Linked DNA regions of Homo sapiens: region 2 is linked to region 1. Evidence: chromatin contacts called from ENCODE Hi-C or POLR2A ChIA-PET data. All regions are on one chromosome and are shown on one strand. Each heading gives the region's core, a stretch centred on a gene start or an enhancer-like site at or near the end of the contact. The rest is flanking DNA. Distances are from core to core; before and after follow the strand shown. Region 1 holds the start of CDC14B (cell division cycle 14B). Region 2 has its middle 34 kb from the start of PRXL2C.

Evidence for each region. A loop is a pair of places that touch in the nucleus more often than their neighbours do. ChIA-PET counts read pairs that join two places held with the same protein, here RNA polymerase II (POLR2A). Pooled maps may share reads with other maps.
Region 2: a loop to region 1 is called in a map of left colon, with 6 times the contacts of the local background. The contact joins the enhancer-like site here to the promoter of CDC14B in region 1. A Hi-C loop is called at or near these places in 1 of 168 maps with a recorded cell type or tissue (left colon) and 4 of 50 pooled maps. POLR2A ChIA-PET finds 5 or more read pairs at or near these places in 3 of 52 experiments (H1, PC-3 and RWPE1).

The regions. Positions count from the first base shown.
Region 1 is chr9:96,617,095-96,624,528 of GRCh38, forward strand. It overlaps CDC14B (cell division cycle 14B), which reads right to left and starts at 2,749. Exons shown (of 14, transcript NM_033331.4): 1 at 2,125-2,749. The coding sequence starts at 2,284. RefSeq lists an enhancer at 1,900-2,400.
Region 2 is chr9:96,685,471-96,692,904 of GRCh38, forward strand. No RefSeq gene overlaps it. Among named protein-coding and RNA genes, the nearest start is that of PRXL2C, 34 kb to the left of the region's middle. Within about 2 kb of position 1,366, at least 29 of the 41 ENCODE cell types and tissues checked have a DNase peak (open chromatin) inside an H3K27ac peak, as active enhancers do.

The DNA of each region.
Region 1 (7,434 bases), core at 1,499-3,998:
GCAATCTGATAGGATTTTTTTTTTTTTTTAGCAGCAGCAAGATTTATTGTGAAGAGCAAAAGAACAAAGCTTCCGCAGCGTGGAAGGGGACCAGAGCGGGTTGCCCTCTGATAGCATTTTTATTTCCTGTAACGCACCCCTCCTCAGTATTCTGCTTGGTTCTATTTTTCTGAAGTTGATTAATTGGTGACTGCCTCACGAAGACTAGCCACATATTTCATCTCCATCAAGAAGAAAGATTTATTCCAATGACTTTGCTGTCACAAACCTTCTGATTGAAAACCCAAATGTTCATCAACAGGGACTGTCTAAATAGGTTAAAAAACATTCAAATCTACATAAACATTTAAATCCATACGTACTTGTTAATGGTTTTATTCATAAAACCGTATGTACATTGGCCTAAGCAGTAATTAAAATCAAGTAAGCCAGTCTTATATGCACCAACTCAGAACAATCATTCTAATAAGAAACACTATGAAAACGGAAAAATGTGCAAAACAACATGTGTGCTACTCGCACGTGTATGGTAGAGAATATATAGTATATATAGTATGCATGCACAGCCTATTTCTAGAAGGCTTCACAAGAAACTGGGAAGAGTAGTTGCCTCTAGAGAAGGACACTTGGAGACTGTGAGACCAACTTTTCTGCACGTACTCCTGTGCACCTTTAGAATTGGAGTTCTGTACCATGTAAATGCATTACTTGTCCTAAAATTAAATCCCATTCAACACAGATCCTTTCAAGAGGTATAAACAATAACGGGCAGAAACTATGTATAGGCCCACCCGTTCCCAGCCCCATCCGTCCTCGGCGAGGCCCTCTCCTGGGAAGGGCACAACGTTAGCGGGACTTGGCTTCTCAGTCTCAGCAGGCTTCACCTCCCGCACACCCCCCGCAGCTACCGGCCGGGGACTGGTACTCAGGGCAACCCCTTCCTATGCCCGCTCTGGTTCCCAAGGGCCATCCACCAAAGCCGAGAAACCCGCTCTGCTCTCAGCTTCATTTCAAAACGAACTTAGTTTCCAGATTGTCCATGAACCTAGAATATTATTTCTCCTAAACGTCTGTGTTTGTCTAAACACTTCCACTTAATGTTCTCGCCACTCCAGCTTACCTGGTTTATCAAAGGCTAGGGGCTGGAAACAGTTTTTAATAACGCCACGCACCGAGGTTGACACATTCCCCGCCACTGAAAACAGACTGCCAATTCCCTCAAAATCGTGGACAGCTCTGCTGTTTACACAGCGTTGCCACATACATCATCACATTTAATGCCTTCACACGCGTCACTGTCAATCCCAGCAAACCTAACAGCTGCCAAATTGGATTTATGAGTCTCCAAGAACAGTCGAATCAGCACTAACAGAACAGCTATCGAAGGGCTGCTTGGCTACCTGCTCTGGCTGGCTGGGATTTCTCAAAAGTGACAACCCGGACATTCGTCTTGCCGGCTGGCTCGAATGCCACCAACGTGACACCTTCCTTCTCGAGGCCCCGGCGGGGAGCGGACCCCGGGAGGCGGAGGCGTTCGGGGGGCGCGCTAGGGGGCAGGGCGCGGGAGGCCCAGGAGAGGGGCTCGGGCTTACGCGCCGGACGGGCAACGCGGCGCCCAGGGTCCCAAGGCTACGGAGCAGCGGGGGTTTGGCCAACGCCAAAAAGGGGCAGCTCCCGTGCCAGGCGCGTTCAGCGCGCTCGGGGAATCCTCAGGGGCTGATTCAGAGGTTGTGACTCGCGCGAGGGCCAACCGGGCTCGCAATCCCTGAAGGCGGAATCCACAGGAACTCAGAAGCAGCCCGCGGGGAGGAGCTGCAGGTTCGAGGCGCCGGGCTGACGCCCGCAACTTAGAAAGGTGACCCTCGGTCCATCTTGCTGGTGGAGGAGGGTGCACAAGCTAAAGTTAAAGCTCGCAGCCCACGCAGCTAGAAACTCGGGGCGGGGGGCGCTCCTCAGGAGCCAGGCTCCTAAAGGGGGTGTGGCGGCCGGGGCGTTTAAGGGGGTGGGGGCGAAGGCATTTCGGCCCGGCCCCGGAGGCCCCGGGCAGCCCGGTGGGAGGTGGGCCAGGGCCCCGCGCCGGGTGCGGCCGTCCGGGGCCCTCCGCGCGCCCACTGGCCGGCTCACCGGTGATGTCCAGGTACACGTCGTCCTGGGGGTCCCGGCGGCGCGGGTCTTGCTGCGTGGAGCTGCGGATCTTCTTCACACCCGGCGAGGTCGACGAGCAGCGCCGCGAGCAGGGGGGCGCGGCGGCCCAGCTCGACCGCCGCTCGCTTTTCCGCTTCATGGAGGCGGCCGCGGCCCGTCAGGGGGCCACGACCATGGCCCCGCGCGCCCGCGCGCCCGCCGAGGCTCCCGCCAGCCCCGCGCGGGCGCTCGGGGCGGCGGGCGCAGAGCGGCGCTGCGGGGACGGCGGGCGCCGGCAGAGCCCGGCGGGAGGCGGTCGCGCAGGAGCCGGAGGAGGAGCCCGGCCCACAGCGCCTGCCCCGCTGCCTCCCGCGGCCGCCGCAGGACCGGCGCCGCAGCCCTCGCTACAGCGCCTCCTGCCGCGGCCGGCGCCCCCAGCCCGCCCCCAGGTGCCCGCAGCCGGCTGGCGCGGCCGAGGCGACGGGGCTGCAGCTGGCGGCCGGAGCTGCCCGGGGTAACCGTGCGTGCCCACCGCGGCCGCGGCCGCTGCTGCGTAGGCGCCGGGGCACAGCAGGACGCGGCTCGTGGGGACCCCAGGAGGGCTGTTCCGTGGCGCTTCATTCACAAAAAAGGGCCCACAACCCTCCTCGGGGCCCGCAGACTGAGGCCTTTCATTGGCCAATGCGGCGTGACGTCACGGAGACGGGGCCTTTCTACAGGCAGGTACTCGGTGACGCCATAAAGAAAACTCTGAGGGCTTCCGCCAATCAGAGATAAAGTGTGCTAGCGACCTTCGCCAGCCCCCCAACTTTTGTTTCTTCTGTGTCCTCCAGGTGCCAGCACCCCAGATCCCAACTTTCTTTAGTGAGTCACCAAACATTTACACAGCCCCACCCTAGTAACTTAACTCCAGGTCTTTGGCATATATATATCTTAAAGTATTTCTTGAATTTCCTTGTAATTCGCGCCAAGAGAAAGGGACTTTTGCCATGGCTGCCAGCTTGGAAGAGGATGGCCTGATTACATTACCTGCAGCTATATAGATTTAAAGTAGAGTTGATTTCAGAACTTAAGTAAAACTATTTAAACAACTACGCTCTATTTATCGACCTATGCCCAGCATTCAAACAGGCCAAGCAAGGGCTTCTTAAGGACCCGATGAAACTTCCGTGGAACCACAATATACCGTGGTTGTTTGCACCTCAGAGTTTCTCATCTCGGAATCCAGCGCCCACATTAATTCAGTAAGTTTATACACTCATTGCTGTGTATACTGAGGTGTCGACAGGTCCGATTATATCATGAAGTATTGAAGCAAGGGGCAAGTTTTGTCCTTAAACTTCTTTATCTGGCACACTGTAGGGTCATATCCTCTTCTTTTTCTACTGGATTAAAATAATGCCCTATCTTCCTGGAACTTAACCAAAAACTGTCATTTTGGAGGGCCTTTAAACAAACGTCCATGGTAGCATCTAAAAGGGTGAGAAGATTGGAGGGCAGTGTTAAGATTTCACGGCCCCAAATTTTACAACATCTGCAAGCTGTCCCTATTTTTCACCAGCACTTGAACGTTTTATCCTGCAGTTCCGCAGTTAACTGCCAGCCTGGGGAAAAGAAAGATGAATTTGAGTCAGTCCCCTTGGAAGCCTCTCAGAAATGCAAATTTTCATAGAGCACCTCAGGAAGGGGCTCTTTGACTTCTATTGTTGTGGGCTTTTACCTTAAGCACGGCTAAATAAGGAAGTAGGGGGGCTGTGTCTGAAGCTAGAGATCAGCAACTCTGTAAGCACTTTTTCTTAAGGTTGGTTCTCCTGTTCACTCTTCCTCTGTTTCCCCTAAGGAAATCAGTGAAGGCCTTAAATTTAAAATGATCTACATGTCTGTCTGTAGGGGCAGCAAAGAAGCTAGAGACGTGGGAGGCTGTGCGGCGCTGCGCAAGTAAGTTTTAGAGAGCAGAAACGGTAGGGTCACAGTCCTTTGTTTTGACCTGGAGGAGGAGGAGGAGACCTTTCAGACCGGCCTAGGGGCTCAGCATTGGAAAGCCACCCAGTTTCCCAGACTACCAGGGATTTTAAATGAGTGGGTCTTGTTTTGAATAGATATTACAGGAGAGTGGTCCGTGTGGCTCCCTGGAAGTACAGAGAAACTACCTCCATGACATTATGATCTTTTGAGAGTAATTTGTTTAAATGTCAGGAGGCAGAGGTTGCAGTGAGCCGAGATCGTGCCATTGCACTCCAGCCTGGGTGACAGAGCTAGACTCCGTCTCAGAAAAAAAAAAAAAAAAGTGTCATAAATACAGATAATTATACCATTTAAATATTTTCATACTTTGCAAGTATATAATTTTATGCTTTGTATAGTAGGAACAGACAAAGTATAGGACTACACTTTGTAATTACGCGAAAGTATCTTCCCTTCTTGTGAATAGGAAGTCTGTGTGCTGAGTATACACATTAAAGTTTTAAACCCTATTTATATTTTGTTTTTAGGTCATGTTTAGATAGAGGCAGAAAAGTGCTGTTTCCTAGCTGATACTTGTTTTGTGTGTGTGGCACTGCTCTTGAACTGTTTGACTCCTCCCCCTCTTTGATAAGTTGACTCCTGGGCTCTGAGAATTTGGCCACAGGAAATGTATTTTAGTTTGCTTCCCTGGTTAGTTTGTTGTTCATTGCTTGACGACTCATCATAGAATTTTAGAGCTTGAAAGCTCCTTAGACAATATTTGGTCCAAGGCTATCCTTTCACAGTGAGGACACGGGGACCCAGATGAGTGGCAGTGGCCAGGCTGGGGTGGGAACCAAAACTCTCTAGGATCTGGCTTGTCTTTTCCTGAACTGTGGCGCTTAGGGAACAGATGCGTCTGGTTGATTCTCAACATTATGGCAGCACAATGAAAAGGAAAAAAAAAAAAAAAAGGAGGGATTCTCTAAAATATTCCTATCTTTCCTAGGTAAATTTACCCTGAAATGAAAACAACTGTGGAACATTTTCTTTTTTTTTCTTTTCTTTTCTTTTTTTTGAGACGAAGTCTCGCTCTGTCGCCCAGACTGGAGTGCAGTGGCGCGATCTCGGCTCACTGCAAGCTCCGCCTCCCGGGTTCACGCCATTCTCCTGCCTCAGCCTCCCAAGTAGCTGGGACTACAGGCGCCTGCCACCACGCCCGGCTAATTTTTTGTATTTTTAGTAGAGACGAGGTTTCACCGTGTTAGCCAGGATAGTTTCGATCTCCTACCTTGTGATCCGCCCTCCTCGGCCTCCCAAAGTGCTGGGATTACAGGCATGAGCCACCGCGCCCGGCGGAACATTTTCTTATATGTATATTCCAGATAGAGCATATTCTGAAAATGTGAAATCTTACGCTAAAATCAGTAGCAACTGGTTGATAGAGACGTGATATGAATTTCAAATAATGTAAGTTTCAGAATCCGTGAATTACAATTTTAATTATGTGAAGATAAATAAGTTGTACAAAGTCAATTTCCATAAGTTGGTTAATTTCATAAAAAGTTAAATTTGATAAATATGGTACGTTCCATAAGAGGTTAAATTTCCATAAAACTAGAGGGCTTAGGTGGCAGTCATATGGGAAAACGGGCACACACTGAAGTCTTCACTTTCATATATAAAAAGAGTTGGTTTTGGCCGGGCGTGGTGGCTCACATCTGTAATCCCCGCACTTTGGGAGGCTGAGGCGGGCAGATCACCTGAGGTCAGGAGTTCAAGACCAGCCTGGTCAACATGGGGAAACCCTGTCTCTATTAAAAATACAAAAATAAGCTGGGCGTGGTGACACGTGCCTGTAATCCCAGCTACTTGGGAGGCTGAGGCAGGAGAATTGCTCCAACCTGGGAAGCGGAGGTTGCAGTGAGCCAAGATCACGCCACTGCCCTCCATCCTGGGCCACAGAGCAAGACTCCGTCTCAAACAAACAAACAAACAAAAAAAGAGTTGGTTTTGTTTCATTGGCTATCCTGGCAATCCCAACATTAATCTGAAGTCTGCCATGTTCATGCCCCTTAAGATGAAAATCTTTTAGAACCATAAAAATGGAAGGAATGAATGTTTGTTGAGCTACCAGCAAATACTAGACATGCTAGGGGCTTCATACTCATGCCCTGTTCCGTGGTATTCTCATTTGAGAGGTCATGGCAGTTACCCTAGGTCACTAAATGAGTTTGGTTTGGAAACCCAGGATACAGAACCACACGTGGCTCGAGTACTGAGGGGCTGGCATCATTCTTCATTGACAAGAGCAGGATCTAAAGGGATCCTGCCTTGCAGGTGGGCTTCTGAAATTAAATAACCTGTATAGTTGTGTAAAATGTCAGAAACTTGGATGAACGCCTTTGGATCTCAGACCACACCGTAATATTGTAGGTTTTTAAAACAATATTTCTGCGGTTGATTTGTTTTTTGGTTATATACACTCCTGCTTTAAAAAATAACTACAATCATGCATCACTTAACGATGGGGATGCTTCTAAGAAATGTGTCATTAGGTTATTTCATCATTGTACAAATATTGTAGAGTGTACTTACACAAACCTAGATGGTATGGTCTACTACATACCTAGGCTGTATGGTAGAGCCAATTTCTCCTAGGCTACAAACAGGTACAGCATGTTACTATACTGAATACTGTAGGTGACTGTAACTGGTAAGTATTCATGTATCTAAACATCATCTAAACATAGAAAAGTTACAGCAAAAATATGGTATTAAAACCTTATGGGACCACTGTCCTGTATGTGGTCTGTTGAATAAAACATTGCTTTGTGGTACATGACTGTAAATAAAATAAATAATAATAATGAAATGCCAGGGGGCAGGGGTAGGGGACGATGAGAATTCTGGTTATTTTAAGTCTTGTGTTCAGAGTATGACTGAAGATGCCTTTACCTGAAAGCCACAGAGGTCTGAGCCTCAAGGGACTGAATGATACCCAAATCTTCCTCAAGAATTACCTTTTTTTTTTTTTTTTTTTTGAGATGGAGTCTTACTCTGTCCCTCAGGCTGGAGTGCAGTGGCACGATCTCATGAGCCACCACGCCCAGCTTGCGTTACTTTTAAAAGACGCTGATAAATTAGCGGGGCGTGGTGGCACGTGACTGTAGTCCCAGCTACTCGGGAGGCCGAGACAGGAGAATCGCTTGAACCCGGGAGGCAGAGGTTGGAGTGAGCAGAGATCGCGCCATTGCACTCCAGCGAGATTCTGTGTCAAAAAAAAAAAAGAAAAAAGAAAAAAAAGAAAAAGAAAGATGCTGACATGCATTCTACATACTGTCAGGTAGTCAGTATGTCTCTAGA
Region 2 (7,434 bases), core at 116-2,615, 67 kb after region 1:
ACTGTTTTTCTTTGCTTTTTTTTTTTTTTTTTTGAGACGGAGTCCCTGTCGCCCAGGCTGGAGTGCAGTGGCGCGATCTCGGCTCACTGCAAGCTCCGCCTCCCAGGTTCACGCCATTGTCCTGCCTCAGCCTCCCGAGTAGCTGGGACTACAGGCGCCCGCCAGCACGCCCGGCTGATTTTTTGTATTTTCAGTAGAGACGGGGTTTCACCGTGTTAGCCAGGATGGTCTCCACCACCTGACCTCGTGATCCGCTCGCCTCAGCCTCCCAAAGTGCTGGGATTACAGGCGTGAGCCACTGCGCCCGGCCTGAACTTACTGTTTTTCACAAGAACACAGTACCATGCTCAGTTAATGACTACCCAGAACTAGATGGGGACTCCCAAAGTGCCATCGTCAAGAAAGGGCCCCAGAATGCACTAATTTTGTTTTAAAGACATAAGACTGTGCAGAATTCCAGAGGGCAGGAATCATTTGTCTTTGATTCCTAGAACCTGACATAATGCTGAACACATAGCTACATAGAAGACGCTGGTAACTGCTTCCATTTTTGTTAAGAGTGGCAGTTAAGTGGCTGAAAAAAGTGTTATGTTAAAATTACTGCTAAAATGTATTAGGTATTCTCTACGAACTAAGAGTGTGTTTTCTTCTATAGACAAATCTTTTCTGGTTGGATTTAAAGTTGCAATCCCCACCAGCGCCCACTTGCAGGAAGCTCTTTGTGGCTCAGGTAAAATTCTCTCTACCGCAATTCTTCGCAATTCTTCAAAATTCTGTGGAAAATCACGAAGGAAGGAAATGTTTCCCAGTCTAGTTCACGGACTAGGCTAGAAAAAATGTTTAGTAAATGCTTTACTAAGGAAGACTTCCAATAATCTTTTAAAGCTATGTGCCAAGGTATTTTTTCTCTTTTTTTTTTTTTAAGTTTTGTTCTTGTCTCCCAGGCTAGAGTGCAGTGGCGGGATCTCGGTTCACTGCAACCTCCGCCTCCGGGTTCAAGTGATTCTCCTGCCTCAGCCTCCTGAGCAGCTGGGATTACGGGCGTGCACCACCACTCCCGCCTACTTTTTGGATTTTTTGTAGACGGGGGTCTCCACATGTTGCCCAGGGTGGTCTCGAACTCCTGACCTTAAGCGATCCGCCCGCCTCGGCCTCCCGAGTAGCTGGGCCTACAGGCGTGAGCCGCTGCACAGGCCGCGATGTGGCAATTTCTTCCCAAGTTTGCAGTGTATTTTTACAAATACTAATTTAATAGCCTGGAAGGTGTGTCTCCTGGCCCAGGCCGAGCTGCAGGGGGCGCCAAGCTGCGGCTATGAGGGGAATGCAATGGAACCAAATGCTCTGAGGAGCCCCAGCACCGTGCCTCGACCTCACCGGATTCTGGTCCTCACTGCCGCCCGGGCCTTTCCGCTTCTTCACCAAGGCGGACAGGCTGACGCACTACCACGCCGCGCGACAGCGACCGCGCGCAAAGCGCCAGGAACCCCCCCTACTGCCCGCCCCGCGCTGGCGAAGCGCGACCCGTCCCGCCCCGCCCCGCCCTCGGCACAGCGTCAGAGGCGGGGACGCGCGCTGGTCTATTTTTGGGCATCCGGATGGCGACTGCGGGAAATCGAGTTCTCATGCTGGGGCGAAAGGTGTGTCTGCAGGAGCCAAATCCAAATGAGCAGTCCAGGTACTTCAGAGTTTTAACCTGAGCGAAACAGGAATGTCTCGGGTCTTAACAGGACCGTCCGCCCGCTCGGAAGAGGCGAATCTCCCACGGCAGACGTCTGGGTGTGCGAATGCCAGTTGAGCGGGGCCTCGAGGACGCGTCACACACAGCGAGGATTTGAGGAGGGAAGCGCCTTCCAGGTAGAACGGTTTCTGGGTTCAGAGAACGGAAAGTTCAGTAAAGTGCGTAGGGGTGAAGTGGGGATGAGGCGGGAGAGGGATGCAGCAGCTAAAATATTGCTTTGAATACCGTATTTGAGGCGTTTGGACTTTATTGTAAACGCATTTTTTAATTTAATTTTATTATTATTATACTTTAAGTTTTAGGATACATGTGCACAACGTGCAGGTTTGTTACATATGTATACATGTGCCATGTTGGTGTGCTGCACCCATTAACTCGTCATTTAGCATTAGGTATATCTCCTAATGCTATCCCTCCCCCCTCCCCCCACCCCACAACAGTCCCCGGTGTGTGATGTTCCCCTTCCTGTGTCCATGTGTTCTCATTGTTCAATTCCCACCTATGAGTGCGAACATGCGGTGTTTGGTTTTTTGTCCTTGTGTAAACGCATTTTTAATTTAAAGAGTGTTGTGAGGCCGAAGCGGGCGGATCATGAGGTCAGGAGTTCGAGACCAGCCTGGCCAACATGGTGAAACCCCGTCTCTACTACCTATACAAAAAATTAGCCAGGCGTGGTGGCGCGCGCCTGTAATCCCAACTACTGGGGAGGCTGAGGCAGGAGAATCGCTAGAACCCGGGAGGCAGAGGTTGCAGTGAGCCGAGATCGCGCCATTGCACTCCAGCCTGGGCACCAGGGTGAGACTCCGTCTCAAAAAAAAAAAAAGAGTGATGTGATGTGTATTTTAGAGAGATAAGTGCAGTGGATTAAAATGGATTAGAAAAGGCAGGAAAAAACGATAGGCTGTTAACTTCGTTTTGGCTCTAAACTTCTCGTAAAGAAGTGGAGCAAGCAAGATGGGGAATGGAAGGCAAGAAGTATGAAATCTGAGGCGGACCTTTGCAAAGGATCGTTTCAGTATGACTTCACAGGGGAGTTAGGGAGTATAGGTGATATCTCAAGAGTTATCTCGGCCAGAGACAAGGGAGCTGGGCTTTCATACACTTACCTTGTTTTTCATGGGTTAAGGGCCGCTGAAGAGGATGTAAGTGTGCAGACACGCCTAGCTCTGCACATTTAGGGAAAGCAGTTTAATAGGCTGAACAAAGGCAGTCCTCTCAAGATGACCCTTCAGTGTGGGCATTTGAAAGTGAAAGCAGGTTGAAGTTGAGTGAAGGGGCAGGTGTGTGTGCACAGAAGTGGTACAAAGTGATTGGAGGGGGTGTATCAGTCAGGGTTATCCAAATAAATAGAACCAAAGGTTGTGTGTGTGTGTGTGGATAAGGAGGTTTATTTTAAGGAATTGTCTCATATAATTAAGGAGGCCAGGAAATCCAAAATCTGCATGGTGGACTGGCAGGCTGGAGACACAGAAAAGAGTCATTGCTGCCGTTCAAGGCTGAAGACCCAGGAAAAAGCTGACGTTGTGGTTCAAGTCTGAAAGCTGTCTGCTGCAGTTCCCTCTTGCTAGGGGGAGGTCAATCTTGTTCTAATCAGGCCTTCAGCTGACTGGACGAGGCCCACCCACGTTATGGAGGGCAATCAGCTTTACTCAAAAGTCCACGTATTAAAATGTTAATGTCATCCAAAAACATCATGGAAACATCTGGAATAATGTTTGACCACATATTTGCGTACTGTGGTTATGCCAACTTGACATAAAATTAACCATCACAGGAGGCATCTTGGTGGATGACTGATGTTGTTCTTCTATATATACATTTTGTTGTTTTGTTTTTACGAAAAGAAGATCAGGCTGGGCACAGTGGCTCACGCCTATAATCCCAGCACTTTGGGAGGCCAAAGTGGGTGGCTCACTTGAGCCCAGGAGTTTGAGACCAGCCTGAGCAACATGGTGAAACCCTGTCTCTAGAAAATATACAAAAATCAGTTGGGCTTGGAGGCTGAGGTGGGAGAGGATTGCTTAAGTCTGGGAGGTCAAGGCTGCAGTGAACTGTGATTGCACCACTATGCTCCAGCCTGGGCAACAGAGTGAGACCCTGCCTCCAAAACAAAACAAAAAAATCATTCACAAGGCAGCCTTTCCCAGCCGTGATAGACAGGATTGGCCACAGGGCCAGGGTGGTACAAATGAGCCTGGGAAAACTCTTGGGTATTAATCATGAAGAAACGTTTGCCAGCATGGCTTCACACTCTATGACTGGGTTGTACATATCAATTTTGCTTAAGGGAGAAACTTGAATTTCCTTGTATTTAAATTTTTTTTTTAATAAGTAGAAGCAGGTTTTAAGATGTTATGAAGTCAGACTCTTGCCTTGCCAAATATAGGACAGTATTTCTCTACCATTTTCTCCCTTCAACACATGACAGATTTGAAATATACATCAACGTACTGTTGGAATCATAAAGATGTGCTTTCTGAAAGGTTAATTTGTGAACTCATATTTAGTAGCACGGATTCCCTGACTTAAGTACTCATTTGATAAACATTATGCCAAGAAATGTGCAGAGGAAACAAAGGCAACCAGACCCTGCCCCTGCCCTTAGGCAGTTTACATCTGGTGGAGCAGCGTAAAGACCAGCTAGAGAACAGAGAATGTTAAAATGCAGATTCTCTCCTTCAGAGTCCAACTCAATAAGTGAGGTCAGGAATCTGCATTTCAGTAAGCCCCCAGGTGATTTTGTTGCAAGCTGTCTGGGTTATACTTTGAAAAACACTGATCTGGTGGGAGAGAGAACTCAAGATTGTGTAATGAGTTCAAGATTAGGTACTCATTCCTCTGATTCTTCCTGAAATACGTGGGGTAAACAGTGCATGGTTGCAAAAGCAAGGTAATCTGAAAGCCAGAATCAAGATTATCTTCCAAAAGTGGATTGAGAAGACTGAGAATGCCATGGATTAAGGTAGCTTTCTGTAAACTGGGCATATATTGATTTGTGAGAGAAAGAGGTATCAGAAGATCCCAACTCTTCAATCCATTTATTCAGCAAACATTTGTTGAGTGTCTGTGTTGTTCCAGTTGCTCTCAGGCATACCGTTCTGTTTAAAGGAAAATAATCCCTTCACCTGTGTCCTAAATCCTACTACCTCCTGTTTTCCCATAGGAATTACTTTATTGGTTGTCAGCTTCTTTTCTTGTATCTTCAGTCTTTCCTCTGCTCATTTCAACATATAAACACCTCATTTCAACATATAAACACGTTTCAATGTGTCTCATCTGAAAAATAACAACTTCTTTGACCCCTGTATCTACACTTTCTCTGACCATATCTGCTTTGTCTTCACAACCACGTGAGGATGCTTTTGGTTGCATGTAGCGGTAATACAACTCCCACTGGCTTAAGCAAAAGGAAATGTCCTGTTTTAAGTGACTGAAAAATCTTTAGGCAGAGCTTGGTTCAGTATCTCAAACATTTTTTTAGGACTCTGGTTTCCTTCTGTCCCTCTTCTCTCATTGAATCCTTACTCTCTACTTGAGGCCCACTTCCTACCCAATCTAGCAGCTTTAAATTCTCTCCTTATTGTTGTATTGACCATGGGAAGAAGATCTTTCCTAGTAGCCCCCAAGGAAGAGAGAGGAAGTTTGACTTTTTCAGAAGGACTCAAGACTCCTGGATAATACTGTATGTGGTATAATGACTACCATTGTGATCCTGCCTCCCTGTAACCATATCTTTTTGCATGTCACTTGCACACTGAGTCTGGGCTTGAACATATGACTGACTTTGGCCAATATAATATCTTTTTATGTGATGCAACCAGAGATTTGAAAATTGTTCTTTGGAACCTTGAGATTTCCATGTGAAGAAGCATGAAGATTGAGAGACCATGTGGAGCAGAAATGAGCTGTCCCAGATAAGCATCACCTCATTCCTATGATTAACTGCCACCCTTAGACCCAGACCATTAGTTCTTAGCTGAGCCAGTCCAGACCTGAAGAACCACTCAAGCCAACTGACAAAACTGTGAGAAGTAAAAAAAGTTTGTTGTTTTAAACTATTCCACTAAATTTTGGGATAGTTTGGTTTTGTAGCAAAAGCAAGTTTACACACTGGGTTGCTTGTCTATCCCTGATCCAATCAGTATGTTAGAGGGGTTGGCTTATTGGATTAAGCCAATTAGAACTACCCTTGAAGGTGGCCTTAGAGTCAATCCCACTTAAAACTGGCTAAGAACAGGGAGATTCCCTGAGGAATCTCTGTTTCAGGACAGGAGTTTGGTTCCTGATTGTCTCATCCTTCAGGCATGTGCAGGCCTGAGGGATATAATGGACGTGGGTCTACAGAGCACTGTCTGCTGTCATGCTCCTTGAAAGGCTGAGGAGGACATACAGGAGCTCTGATCTAAGAGCCAATCTGGCCTGAAGTCTTTCAGCTGGTATCAGGATCTGTTATGAGACTTCAGGAGCTTTGAAGGTCCAGGAGGGATTCCAGAAGGCTTTACTGGAGACCTGCTGGGTTCTTTTGGATCTTTCCCTGAATTTACCTAGGAACCAGTTTCAAGAGTTCCTATGGGAGTTTTTTAGGGAAGGAGGAGATGGGAATAAGGAATGTGGGGCGGGTAGGCAAGGTTGACAAGGCCTCAACTATAGTATCCTGGGGTTCAAATTTCTGCCTGAGTGTCTTTGTGTTCTGGACCTTAAAGTATAAGCTCTGTCCCTGGCAGGTCTCAACTCTGAGGGAATGAGGAGGTGTTTATGGGTCTCTCCCTATCCCCATAGGCTCTGTTACCTGTCGTAACAACTTCATACACAAACACCATAGCTTATCCTTGTATCCACTGGCTTCATCCTAAAAATTCAACAGTAATCACATGTCTTCTCAAAAGGGTCCTCTTCGCTCCCCAGTTAACTATTATTTTTTCTTTAGCCTCCCTACTGCATTCTTCTGTTTATGTGTCTGTTCAGGCTATATGGAAAGTAATGGGTGGTTATGTTATGCCCCTACTTCCATCTCACTCTTCTCTTCTCTTGTTTGATGTAGCAATTAGGATTGCACCAAACCCCACATGTACATTGCACTGCTGCCCTCAAATTGACCTGTCACAAGGAGCGTTTCAGTTGCTTCACTAAATATAAAGAGGCTGAATCCTATTAAAAATCAGAATGTCAGTTTGCGGCCAGGCGCGGTGGCTCACACCTGTAATCCCAGCACTTTGGGAGGCTGAGATGGGTGGATCATGAGGTCAGGAGATTGAGACCATCCTGGCTAACACGGTGAAACCCCGTCTCTACTAAAAATACAAAAAAATTAGCCGGGCGTGGTGGTGGGTGCCTGTAGTCCCAGCTACTTGGGAGGCTGAGGCAGGAGAATGGTGTGAACTCGGGAGGCGGAGCTTGCAGTGGGCCAAGATCACACCACTGCACTCCAGCCTGGGCAACAGAGCGAGACTCTGTCTCCAAAAAAAAGAAAAAAAAGAAAAAAAATGTCAGTTTGCATTTAAAAGAATAATCTTGGCCGGGCGCGGTGGCTCATGCCTGTAATAACAACACTTTGGGAGGCCAAGGCAGACAGATCACTTGAGGCCAGGAGTTTGAGACTAGCCTGGCCAACATGGTGAAACCCCATCTCTACTAAAAATACAAAAATTAGCTGGGTGTGGTGGCACACGCCTGTAATCCCAACTACTTGGGAGGGC